Regions from separate parts of the Homo sapiens genome. Here region 2 is linked to region 1. A link is an interaction called in ENCODE POLR2A ChIA-PET data of the cell type or tissue named here. Cell type or tissue: Panc1. All regions are shown on one strand. Each heading gives the region's core, and the rest is flanking DNA. Links, peaks and the distances in the headings are about the cores only. Region 1 overlaps LRRK1 (leucine rich repeat kinase 1). Region 2 overlaps LRRK1 (leucine rich repeat kinase 1).

Region 1 (5,375 bases), core at 195-5,194:
AATACATGGTATCATTTCTGCCTTGCCAGGTGGATTCCCCCTGGGCTACCATCTATTGCGCAGGGGTTGGCATGAACTCCACAATGTCATCCACTGAGATTAGGGAATAGGCTTTATTAAGAGAAAGAAAATCACAAAGCCTGAATCTGCAAGATGGCATGGCATGTGGCCCCCAGCCTCTCCTTTAACAAGAAGCTATGCCAGGGCATCTACTGGATAGGGCTGGATGGGGCTGGGTTCTACTCCAGCCAAGGGTCCAGCCTGGGTCTTCCCTCTCAGAGCCCAGCCTGTCAATAGCATGCTAGCTGTGGGTGCTGGCTGCTTCTATGGGGCAACTTGGGGTCTGTGGGATGTGCAGTCCTCTATGATGAGCCACTAGACCCATGGGAAACTGAGCTTGGGTGCTATCACTTCAGCTGGGAGAAGGAGGCATCTCAGCTGGCTCATTGTCCAGCTGTGGTAGGGATGGGGTAACCAGAGTCCTGTTTTGTCAATCCTGCTCCTTTCAGAACAGTTTCCATACTAAAAATGTTGGATTAAATATTTTCATACTATGCCAGTCTTTTTGCATCTTGCTTCTTCAACCAACATAAGTTTGATAATATAAGTATGTCCTATATTTTCCAAGAAGCAGAATACATCACTTTGCCTATAAAACCATACAGGCCTGGTGCTTTTTAATGGGTAGATGTCTCACTATTGATTCTCTGTCTTTAAAGGTTATAGGTTTATGTAAATGTTCTATTTCTTCTTGAGTTATTTTATGCAATACAATTTTTAGATAGTTATCCATTTAATCTAGATTTTCGAATATTTTAGCATGAAGTTGATAATGGTTCAGGATTTTAAAATATATTTTTAAACTATCTTATTCATTTTTAATAGATGAATCATATACTTACACACAATTTAAAAGAAGTACAAAAGGGAATACAATAAAAAGTACCCATTCCCGCCCCCTACCCAAACTTACTACCAATTGCCGTCTCTTCCAAAGAATCAGGGCTACTATTTAGTTCCCCTTTTTTATTGGCCTCAGAAACCACAGTTTTTAGGCCTGGACTCAAAATGGCACATTTTTCTCTTTTCATAAGTCTTTAGCTACGTGGAACTTTAAAATGTTATATTTTTGTCTTAGATTTCTTTTTTTAAAATGTTTATTTATTTATTTATTATTTTATTTTATTTATTTATTTTGAGGCGGAGTCTCACTCTGTCCCCCAGGCTGGAGTGCAGTGGCGCGATCTCAGCTCACTGCAAGCTCTGCCTCCCAGGTTGATGCCATTCTCCTGCCTCCACCTCCCAAGCAGCTGGGACTACAGGCGCCCGCCACCACGCCCGGCTAATTTTTTTGTATTTTTAGTAGAGACGGGGTTTCACCGTGTTAGCCAGGATGGTCTCGATCTCCTGACCTCGTGATCCGCCCGTCTCGGCCTCCCAAAGTGCTGGGATTACCGGCGTGAGCCACTGCGCCCAGCCTATTTATTTCTTTATTTATTTACTTACTTACTTAGAGACAGGGTCTCACTCTGTCACCCAAGCAGGAGTGCAGTGGCGACCTCTCGGCTCACTACAGCCTTGACAGCCTGGGCTTTAGCGATCCTCCTACCTCATCCTCCTAAGTAGCTGGGACTACAGGCGCACACCACCATGCTTGGCTAATTTTTGTATTTTTTTTTTTTTTGTAGAGATGGGGGTTCACCATGTTGCCCAGGTTGGTCTCGAACTCCTGAGCTCAAGCAATCCACTTGCCTCAGCCTCCCAAGGTGCTGGGATTACAGATGTGAGCCACCACACCCGGCCACTTTTTAAAATTTTTTATTACAGAAACTTTTGAACACAGTACACAAGTAGAGAGAATATTAAAATGCACCCCTTTGTACCCATTACCCAATTTCAGTAATTATCACACATGGGCAATCTTTTTTTTAACCCTCTTGTTTTTAGTTGACATGTAATAATTGTGCTTGTCTATGGGATACAGAGTGATACTTGGATACATGTATACAATGTGTAATGATCAAATAAGGATAATTAGCATATCTATCACCGCAAACATTTTTCATTTCTTGGTGTTGGGAACATGCAAAAGCCACTCTTCTAGCTTTTTGAAAACAGACCACAAACTATTGTTAACTCGATTCCCCCTCCAGTGCTCTGGTGCACTGGAACTTACTCCTCCCATGCAGGTAACCCACCTTCTGCCATCCTCCCTCCTTCCCCCACATGGCCAATCTGCATCCATGTAAACCCCCTTCTCTCTCTTTCCAGATGATTTAGAACCCAATTCCATACTTATAGCTTAAGAAGTCTAGAAAAGAAAAAACAAAATACATTTAACATACGTTTAAATGTATGTTTAAAAGTGTATGTTAATGTATGCCCACAATAGCATGCTGTTGACAGGCTAGGCTTCTGAGAGGGGAGACCCAGGCTGGACCCTTGGCTGGAGAGGGCCGGGTGTGGTGGCTCATGCCTGTAATCCTAGGACTTTAGGAGGCTGAGGTGGGTGGATCACCTGAGGTCAGGAGTTTGGGACCAACCTGACTAACATGGAGAAACCCCATCTCTACTAAAAATACAAAAAACTAGCGAGGCATGGTGGCGGGCACCTGTAATCCCAGCTACTCGGGAGACTGAGACAGGAGAATCGCTTGAACCCAGGAGATGGACGTTACAGTGAGCCCAGATCATGCCATTGCACTCCAGCCTGGGCAACAAGAGTGAAACTCCATCTCAAAATAAATAAAAAAGTCAAAATATCAAATATCTAGTCAGTGTTCAAATGTCCTGCATTGTCTCTGTTTTTATCACTGGTTTGTTTGGGGCAGGTTTGTTGAGTCAGTGCCCTTGCATGCTGGGACATGGGACAGTACAGTTCCTAAGTCTCTTAATTTCTATCTTTCTCCCTCAATTTCTTTTTCATTGCAGTTTCTTTTGTTGATAAAGCCATATTGTTTGTCCTTTGCAATTTTCCACAGTCTGGATTTTTGGCAATTGCATTTCTATGTGTGGCCTGACATGTTCCCACCTTCCCTATGTTTTTGTAGATCCAGAGGCCTGATTAGATTTAGTAAGATGTTTTGGCAAAAATGCCCAATAGATGGTGGGTTCTTCCTCCTGCATCACCTAGTCACAGAATGTCTAATTGTCTCTCTCTGATGTTTAGAGTTTTTTAATGATTTTCAGTGGTGTCAGCGCAATCACTCTTTATAAACGTCCTAATGGTTTTTCGACTTTTCACACAATGGTTTTATCAGTCATTGATGGTTGCTTAGATCAATTATTTAATTTGAGGTTGCAAAGTGGTGTTATTTTAAGTCTATCTTACCTTCTTCATTTATCAGCTGAAAGTGATCTCTAAAGAAGAAATTTCTTCCATTAACTCTGTGGTACCCTGAGTTACAGTTTGTACAGCAAAGTCGGGGTAAATAGTTGGGTTTTTTTCTCTTAGTTTTCTTATTCATTCTACTGAAAATAAGTCAATTCCCTAGCACCTTTTGAAGGCGGCCAATGAAGGTGGGGTTTTTTTTCCTTAGTATCATTATGAACTCATGAATTTTAATTTATTTGATTCTTGATGCTAACGCTGTTCCTCTTTTGCCAGTAGGCCCCCTGAGTAGGTTCCTCTATCTTTTGGCATGACCCCAGAAGTCTTTGATAACTTCCTTGCTTTCTGATGTGACAAGACATCCAGGGCCAGATTGTCCATATCCTGCCCCGGATGCACGATGCACTGTTTCTCCAAGAATCCCTGTGTCCTTTGCTGATGATGCCATGATTTTAAGTTCTCTAATATAGTTTTATCTCTTTGTTTCAGATAATGCTTTTGTGTTCTCACATGTCCTGCTCTCTCTCTCTCTCTCATTTTGTTGTTGATCAGTCTTTCCATAAGATTGTTTATTTCACTAGTCCTTCATTCTTCTTTTTTCTAAATTTACTCTTCTTGACTAGTATCCTGTCACTTCTGAGGACTCATATTTTTGCAACTTGAAAATTATTCTTATTTATTTAAGTATATGTTTCTGAAACTCTCATTAGACACATTTTGAAAAACTTCAAAAAATATCTTCAATGTCTCTCACTCTTTTATCTCTGCTCCCGGCCTCCTTGTCTTTTGGTGCTGCATCCTCCTCTTGGTCTTCCAGATTCCTGATTTGTCCTTCAACGGTGTCTCTGCTCTGCAGCTCACCCACTGTGCTTCACAGTGCAACTCTTCTCGTTTTAATTCCCAAGAGTTTTAGTTGATTCTTGTTTGTGGATGCTGCATCCTCCTGTTTCTCTCCAAGACATCAGTAATATTTATTCTGAATTCATTCTCGCTCTGCTAACATTAATTCTGTGTAGAGAGGGGCCCTGGAGGTGCTGGAAAGCTGGAGCCTGAGATTCTGCTTAGGGAAGCTCCCATGCTAACTCAGTCTTTTCCTCCAAGATAAGGATGAACAGTTGACAATACCAAGCTGTGTTGTGAATCAGGAAAGCCCAAAGCTGTCTTATCTCAGTGACTGTGTGATTTGTGTAGGTTTGCCCCGAACAGTAATGTGAGGATGCAGCAAGATGTGCAGGCCCTCTGACCTGGCTAGACCCTGCCTTGCAGAGACATTGTCACTGTCAGCTGCTCACTTCCTCCTGGGGACTCTGAGGCCCAAGGGGGACAGTGGTGAAATATGACACAGCTTCTCCCCTAGGTGATCAGACTGCTTCCAATGAGCCTGTGCCCTTGGCTACATAAAGAGGAAACATAAATATTTTCTGTGTGTGTGTGTCTGTGTGTGTCTCTTTGTATGTGTGTCTGTGTGTCTGCATATCTATGTGTGTGTCTGTGTGTCTTTGTGCATGTGTGTTTCTGTGTGTGTCTGTATGTGTCTGTGTGTGTGTCTGTGTGTGTCTGTCTGTGTGTGTGTCTGTGTCTCTGTGTGTGTCCGTGTGTGTGTCTGTGTGTGTCTATGTGTGTGTGTCTGTGTGTGTGTGTCTGTGTCTCTGTGTGTGTCTTTGTGTGTGTGTGTGTGTGCCTGTATGTGTGTGTCTGTGTCTCTGTGTGTGTCTGTGTGTGTCTCTGTGTGTGTGTGTGTCTGTGTGTGTGTGTGTGTCTGTGTGTGTCTATGTCTCTGTGTGTGTGTGTGTGTGTGTGTGTGTGTGTGTGTGTGTAAGGTGGGATGTCTCTTCCTGCTGATCGGTGGCCTGCCTGTGTGCTGGCTTGGTTAGAGGAGTTTCGTGCTTCTCTTTATGGCGCTGCTCTTCCTCAGATGCTTGCGGGTGCCTGGGTGGATGCTGACTGTTCTGCTCGGGATTCCCCGTAGCTGTCTGTGAACACAGCATTTGTCACAATAGCCTGCGAAGAGGAGGGCCAGGGGACTGTAGCAGGCTGCCTTGGG
Region 2 (5,375 bases), core at 302-5,301, 64 kb after region 1:
TTGTAAGTTATTTTTGTACTTAGGTTTCTCATTTATCTGGTTTCAACGGTAATATTTCCTTTCTTTGTTTAAACATATTGGCAGCCAACCACTAATTCTGATATTTACAATATTTTTTAACAGACATGCTATTGTCAAAACTGACTTCATTGTTTTATCTCATTCAGTCTTTTATTTAAGTGGGTAAACCCCTCTAAGATTAGAAGGAAACTGTCCCCCATTTTCTTGTCTCTCCTTTCCCTACTCCCTGTGGTGGTTATTCTCAAGTCCTTTCTGAAATTCTCCATTTACATCATAGAGTCCTCACAGGCTTTCCCCAAATTTAATAGCTGATTTTTCTGTCATTGTCATTACCTTTTAAAATTACATTTCTAATCTACTTAGCAGGAATGCTTTTGGCTTTCTAAGAGTCTGTTCCTTGCCTTTCCTTTTGTTATCTGTGTGATCATGACCATAATCTGTGTCAATGGAATGTTCCCAGCTCTCTGGTCCCAACCTCCCCTCTCTTCCCTTGACTCATTACCATCTGAATTCTTAGAACTGCTGTAACAAAGCACCCAAAACTGGGTGGCTTAACACAACAGAAATGTATTCTCTCACGGTCCTGGAGGTCAGCAGTCCACGGTCAAGGTGTTGGAAGGGTCGGCTTCTCCTGGAAGCCCTGAGGGAGGGTCTTTCCCTGCCCCTTCCAGCTGCTGGGGACTGCTGGTGGTCCCCAACACTTCTCGGCTTGTGGCCACATCTCCCCCGTCATCTGCTGTCTTCTCCCTGTGTCTTCACATCGTCTTCCCGTTGTCTGCCTCTGTTCACGTTTCTCCTTTTTCATAAGAACACCAGTCATGTTGGATGATGGCCCCCACAATAACCTCATTTTGGCTAGATGACCTCTGTTTTTAATTAAAGTCACATTCCGCAGTACGGGGCGTTAGGACTTCAGCATATCTTTTTGGAGGGACACACTGCAACCCGTCACACCATCCTTGCTGCCTTCACTTCATTGCCCTTGGCCTGGATCCACCTGCCATGGGCCACCTTAGATGCCAGGTAGACGGCCAGTCAAGGTACAGTGTCCTCATCCTCCCGTTTTCAATGCCTCCTTTCTCCTTAAGAGCTTGTCTCTACCAGAGTGCAGGAACTTGAGAAGTAGGTGTTTAGAAAACCCACAATGAATATTCCTCCTGGGAGCAGAGATGAGGCACAGTTTGTTTGGTTCTGTTGTGGCCTTTACATGCACAAGGATGCTGGGACAGAGCTGCTGTCTGTGGTGTTTCCAGTTCTCTGTCACTGAATCCCTGTCACTCAGGGCCCCGTCTGATGGTCTGAGTTCCCAGAGTTCTCTGGGAACCTGTAGCCTTGAAATTTACCTTCAGCTTGTGGGCGTCGGTGCACAGACGCTCTCTGCAGCCATCGTCTCATCTCTACTATAATCACTGGCGTCATGCAGATAACCTGGGATGAGCCTTCAGATGCCATTTCTGGGCCTGCTGCTCTGAGCATCTTTGTTTTCAGGGCTTCTTTTGGCATTTTCTCCAGGCCTTTGAGTGAGTCTCCCCATTTTAGATTAGGTTCATTGATTTTGCAGCTTCTTTGGCTGTTCAGTTGTTCTTATTGTTACTTCTGCGTATCAGAATGTGGCTCTTGTCTTACTGGCTGGTTCAACAAGGAGGAGGCACCGTCCCAGGAATCTTTGCTTAACTGCAGAAAGAAAGACTTGGGGTTTGTATGGGCCAAGAATTGACAAGTTCAAGAACTTTCTGTGTATTTCCCCCCATTGTAACGTGTGTCTTCATTGAATAGATACCTATTAACTGCTTTTACTGTGGTGTGCCCTTTTGTCACTGAGCTATAGTCTGTGCTCTGAAGGGATCTACGGTTTCTAGGGGGGAAGATTCTTACTCATGAGCCATAAGCAAAATACTGACCAACTGACAGGAACAAGGAGCTGCAGACACAGGAAGAGCTATGAATTCTGCTGTGGGGTCAGTGAGACCTAGCAAGGAGCTAACATTACAACGTCACTCCGGCAAGGCTGCTCTTGACCCCACAGAATCGTACAGAGGAACACCTGTGTGCATATGTCACAGGGGCCAGGAATCGTTTTCGGAGTCTGCCCTGGGCTGGGGTGCCAGCCACATCTGCTGAGGTTCAAACCAGGCTAAAAGCTTTGTAGATGCCAGCTCTTCATTGAACAATTTTTTTCTTCAACTAATAGGTTTGCACTGATATAAAAACATAAGAGATGTCATTGTGGGGCAATGCCTCATTCACTGTGACAATTTTATGGCTAACATCTCCAAGAAGCATCATGTGAAGGTGTCTAGCACCCTCCTGAACAGCAGCCTCCATCACCAGATGAGGAGATCTTTCTTATACATCAGTCTCTAATGAAGCAGTTGCCCTTAAATACACCTAATCCTTCTTGAAAGCAATCCAAGTCACCACCACTGCCGTGGAAAACAAGTTTCTGAAATCATTGCACTGAGCCTTCTCGAGAAAGTGGTACTTCCTTTTACTTGGACTGAAATTTAAAGGGCTCATGCTTGAAAAACCAACATGAACACATTCTCCACCTGTTTGTGATAGGGTGGGTGGAGCTTAACCACTCCTGTGTTGAATTGATGGCTTCTCCTTAACCAGCTGTCTTTGATTTTGTAGTTTAGCCTTCATGGATAGGATTATATAATTGCTGGCTTTGCTCTCTCGGAATCTTGTTTATTGTGATTCTGCCTGGACTAGACACAAATAAATAATGAGGGCTAATGAGGGCTTCAGGGCTGGAAGAGTTAGGTTTTAATGTCAAGTGCATGAACATCTTTTTATTTATTTATTTTTTATTTTGAGATGGAATCTGGCTCTGTCACCCAGGTTGGAGTGCAGGGGTGCAATCTCAGCTCACTGCAACTTCCATCTCCCGGGTTCAAGTGATTCGGCCTCAGCCTCCCAAGTAGCTGGGACTACAGGTGTGCACCACCACACCTGGTTATTTTTTCATATTTTTAGTAGAGACAGGGTTTCACCATGTTGTCCAGGCTGATCGTGAGCTCCTGGCTTCAAGTGATCCACCTGCCTTGGCCTCCCAAAGTTCTGGGATTACAGGCATGAGCCACTGCGCCCAGCCCTGGACAACTTTTTTAACTGTGCATTTTTTCTAGTTTCTCTCTGCCACTTTGTGGACACCTGGGCACCCTGTAATGTCTGTGCTTGAACAAGAAAATAACTTTTGTAAATCAGTTTTCAGACTAGCCCCAGACCAGGTAGAAATTGCACAGGTTTTTCAACCTCCATCCAGCCCAGAAACCATTTCCAAGCATGTCTATTTTCCGAGTGTCAACATTTTTGCAGACTTCTGCTTTTTACCACTTCCCTCCCAGCTTGAGTTTATCAGATGTCAGTCCTGCAGAAGCACAGTGGGTATGTGCCTACAGAGAGCTCTGGGAACAGGCAACATCTGCTTTCTCCAAGAGGAGAAAGGAGGTCCACTCTAAGGGTGTATGCAAAGACCCTCTGTATTATTCTCTTTTTACACTGCTGATAAAAACATACTTGAGACTGGGTAATTTATAAAGAAAAAGAGGTTTAATGGACTCACAGTTCCACATGGCTGGGGAGGCCTCACAATCATGGCAGAAGGTGAAAGACACGTCTTACATGGCAGCAGGCAAGAGAGAGAATGAGAGACAAGTGAAAGGGGCTTCCCCTTATAAAACCATCAGATCTCATGAGACTTGTTCACTATCATGAGAACAGTATGGGGGAAACCGCCCCATGATTTAATTATCTTCCACCAGGTGCCTCCCACAACACATAGGAATTATGGGAGCTACCCGTAATTCTCTATCTCCTTCAGGATGAGATTTGGGTGGGGACACAGCCAAACCATATCACCCTCTTAGCTCCAGGCCCAGCCCACCTTGTACTTCCCATGTTGTCCTCCCATCTTGGCCCCTTTGGTCACCATGGTAACCCACATTCCAGTAGGGAGGCGGGGGAGGTCTGCAGCCCCAGAGCACCCCAGCAGCCCTTTGAGCACATGGGCCAGTCAGTTACCAACAGCACGGCTACACCCTTGTGGTCCCCAAAACCCTTCCTACAAATGTCAATGTTGGGCCTACTTGTGAGCCCTGCAGTTGATTTATGAACAAGCAGTTTCTGCACTTTGATTGGCAGCTTTTCCTTGGCCTCGAATTCCCCTGCCCTGGGAGTGTGCCCCTTCCCCTAATTTCTTTTACCCAGAATAAATTAACCCCACAAATCACTGCCAGTAGGAAGGCAAAGGGCATCGCTATAGATCAGAGGCTGCTCTGGGTGGGCAGGGAGAAGCTATGAAAGAGGCAGGAAGACATAAAGTTGGAAAAGTGGGTTGGAGCCAACTGGGGGGCTGTCAGGCTGCAAAGGAGGGACTTTGGATGTTCTGCTAAAGGCGGAGTGGGCTAGGGAGAGCTGAAAGGTCTTGCGCAGACTTTGATATTTCAGGATGATTGATCTGGTAAGAAGTGCACAGAGTGGATAGCTTGCAGGTCTTGGTGGCTTGAATCTCTTCAGCTCACAAACACTGATTTAGTGTCTGCTGCATAGTGGGTATGAGGTTGAGCTGCAGAGGCAGCCAGGCAGGGCTCTGCACTGTGGGGTGTGCAGTCCGGGTTCCGGTTGGCCATGCTGTCTGCCACAGCAAAAGAAATGTGGGCTGAGTCAGTGCCACACAGATCAGTGGAGAGGTTAATACAAAGTGTCTCAAGCTGAACAGAGCCCAAAAAAGTGCTCACCTCCACTGCGGCTTGCCCAGAGTCCACGTGGAGTTAGTTAAGCAGCCTGAGGCTGAGCCCCTGCTCCTTCTGCAGTTCAGGGCTCCAGCCCCAGCTCAGGGGATGTGGAGGAGGTGCTGAGAGGGAGGCTGCCATTGTAAGGACAGCCACACCTAAGCCCTTCCCCAAGGTATTTGTACCATAATTGGGTCATGTTACAGTAATAATTTGATTACTTGCTGTTGTTTTGTTTATTTTATGATGGTCCCCAGAGTTTTATTTAAAGATTTTCAATAGAGACTTAAGATTTGTTGTCAAAGCCAAAACCATAACCAGCCTCCCCTGCATCTTGCATTTGGCTGCCATTTCAGTTTGGGTACCAACCATTCCATACGGAAAGACCATAATGGCCACGCAGAGTGAGTGGAGAGGGTTGGATTGCAATCTGGACACCTTGATTCCATGTTCAGCTGTCTGGCCCTTGCCCCTGAGACCTGGGTGTGTCTCTGTGAATCCAGGAAGGAGAGGCAGACAGGCCCTGTGGAGCCTTTTTTGACTTGGCATTGCAAAGTCCACATGGTGACCTTCCTGTCAGCCTGTTGCTGGGCTGACTGTCATGCTTATCCAAAGACT

Evidence for each region. Peaks named below come from ENCODE experiments on the same cell type or tissue, not always from the same donor. Only the 100,000 strongest peaks of a DNase experiment are listed, where the experiment ranks them.
Region 2: POLR2A ChIA-PET joins it to region 1 with 10 read pairs; 7 of 35 experiments call an interaction of 5 or more read pairs at or near these places.

What each region holds. Positions count from the first base shown.
Region 1 is chr15:100,936,356-100,941,730 of GRCh38, forward strand. All of the region lies in intron 2 of LRRK1 (leucine rich repeat kinase 1), which reads left to right. Among named protein-coding and RNA genes, the nearest start is that of LRRK1, 20 kb to the left of the region's middle. RefSeq lists enhancers at 5,183-5,322, 5,363-5,375. In Panc1, for the core only: no CTCF peak of the experiment used is centred there; no DNase peak of the experiment used is centred there; H3K27ac peaks cover 3,538 bases.
Region 2 is chr15:100,999,914-101,005,288 of GRCh38, forward strand. The region is part of intron 6 of LRRK1 (leucine rich repeat kinase 1); the gene reads left to right. Among named protein-coding and RNA genes, the nearest start is that of LRRK1, 83 kb to the left of the region's middle. In Panc1, for the core only: no CTCF peak of the experiment used is centred there; no DNase peak of the experiment used is centred there; H3K27ac peaks cover 4,756 bases.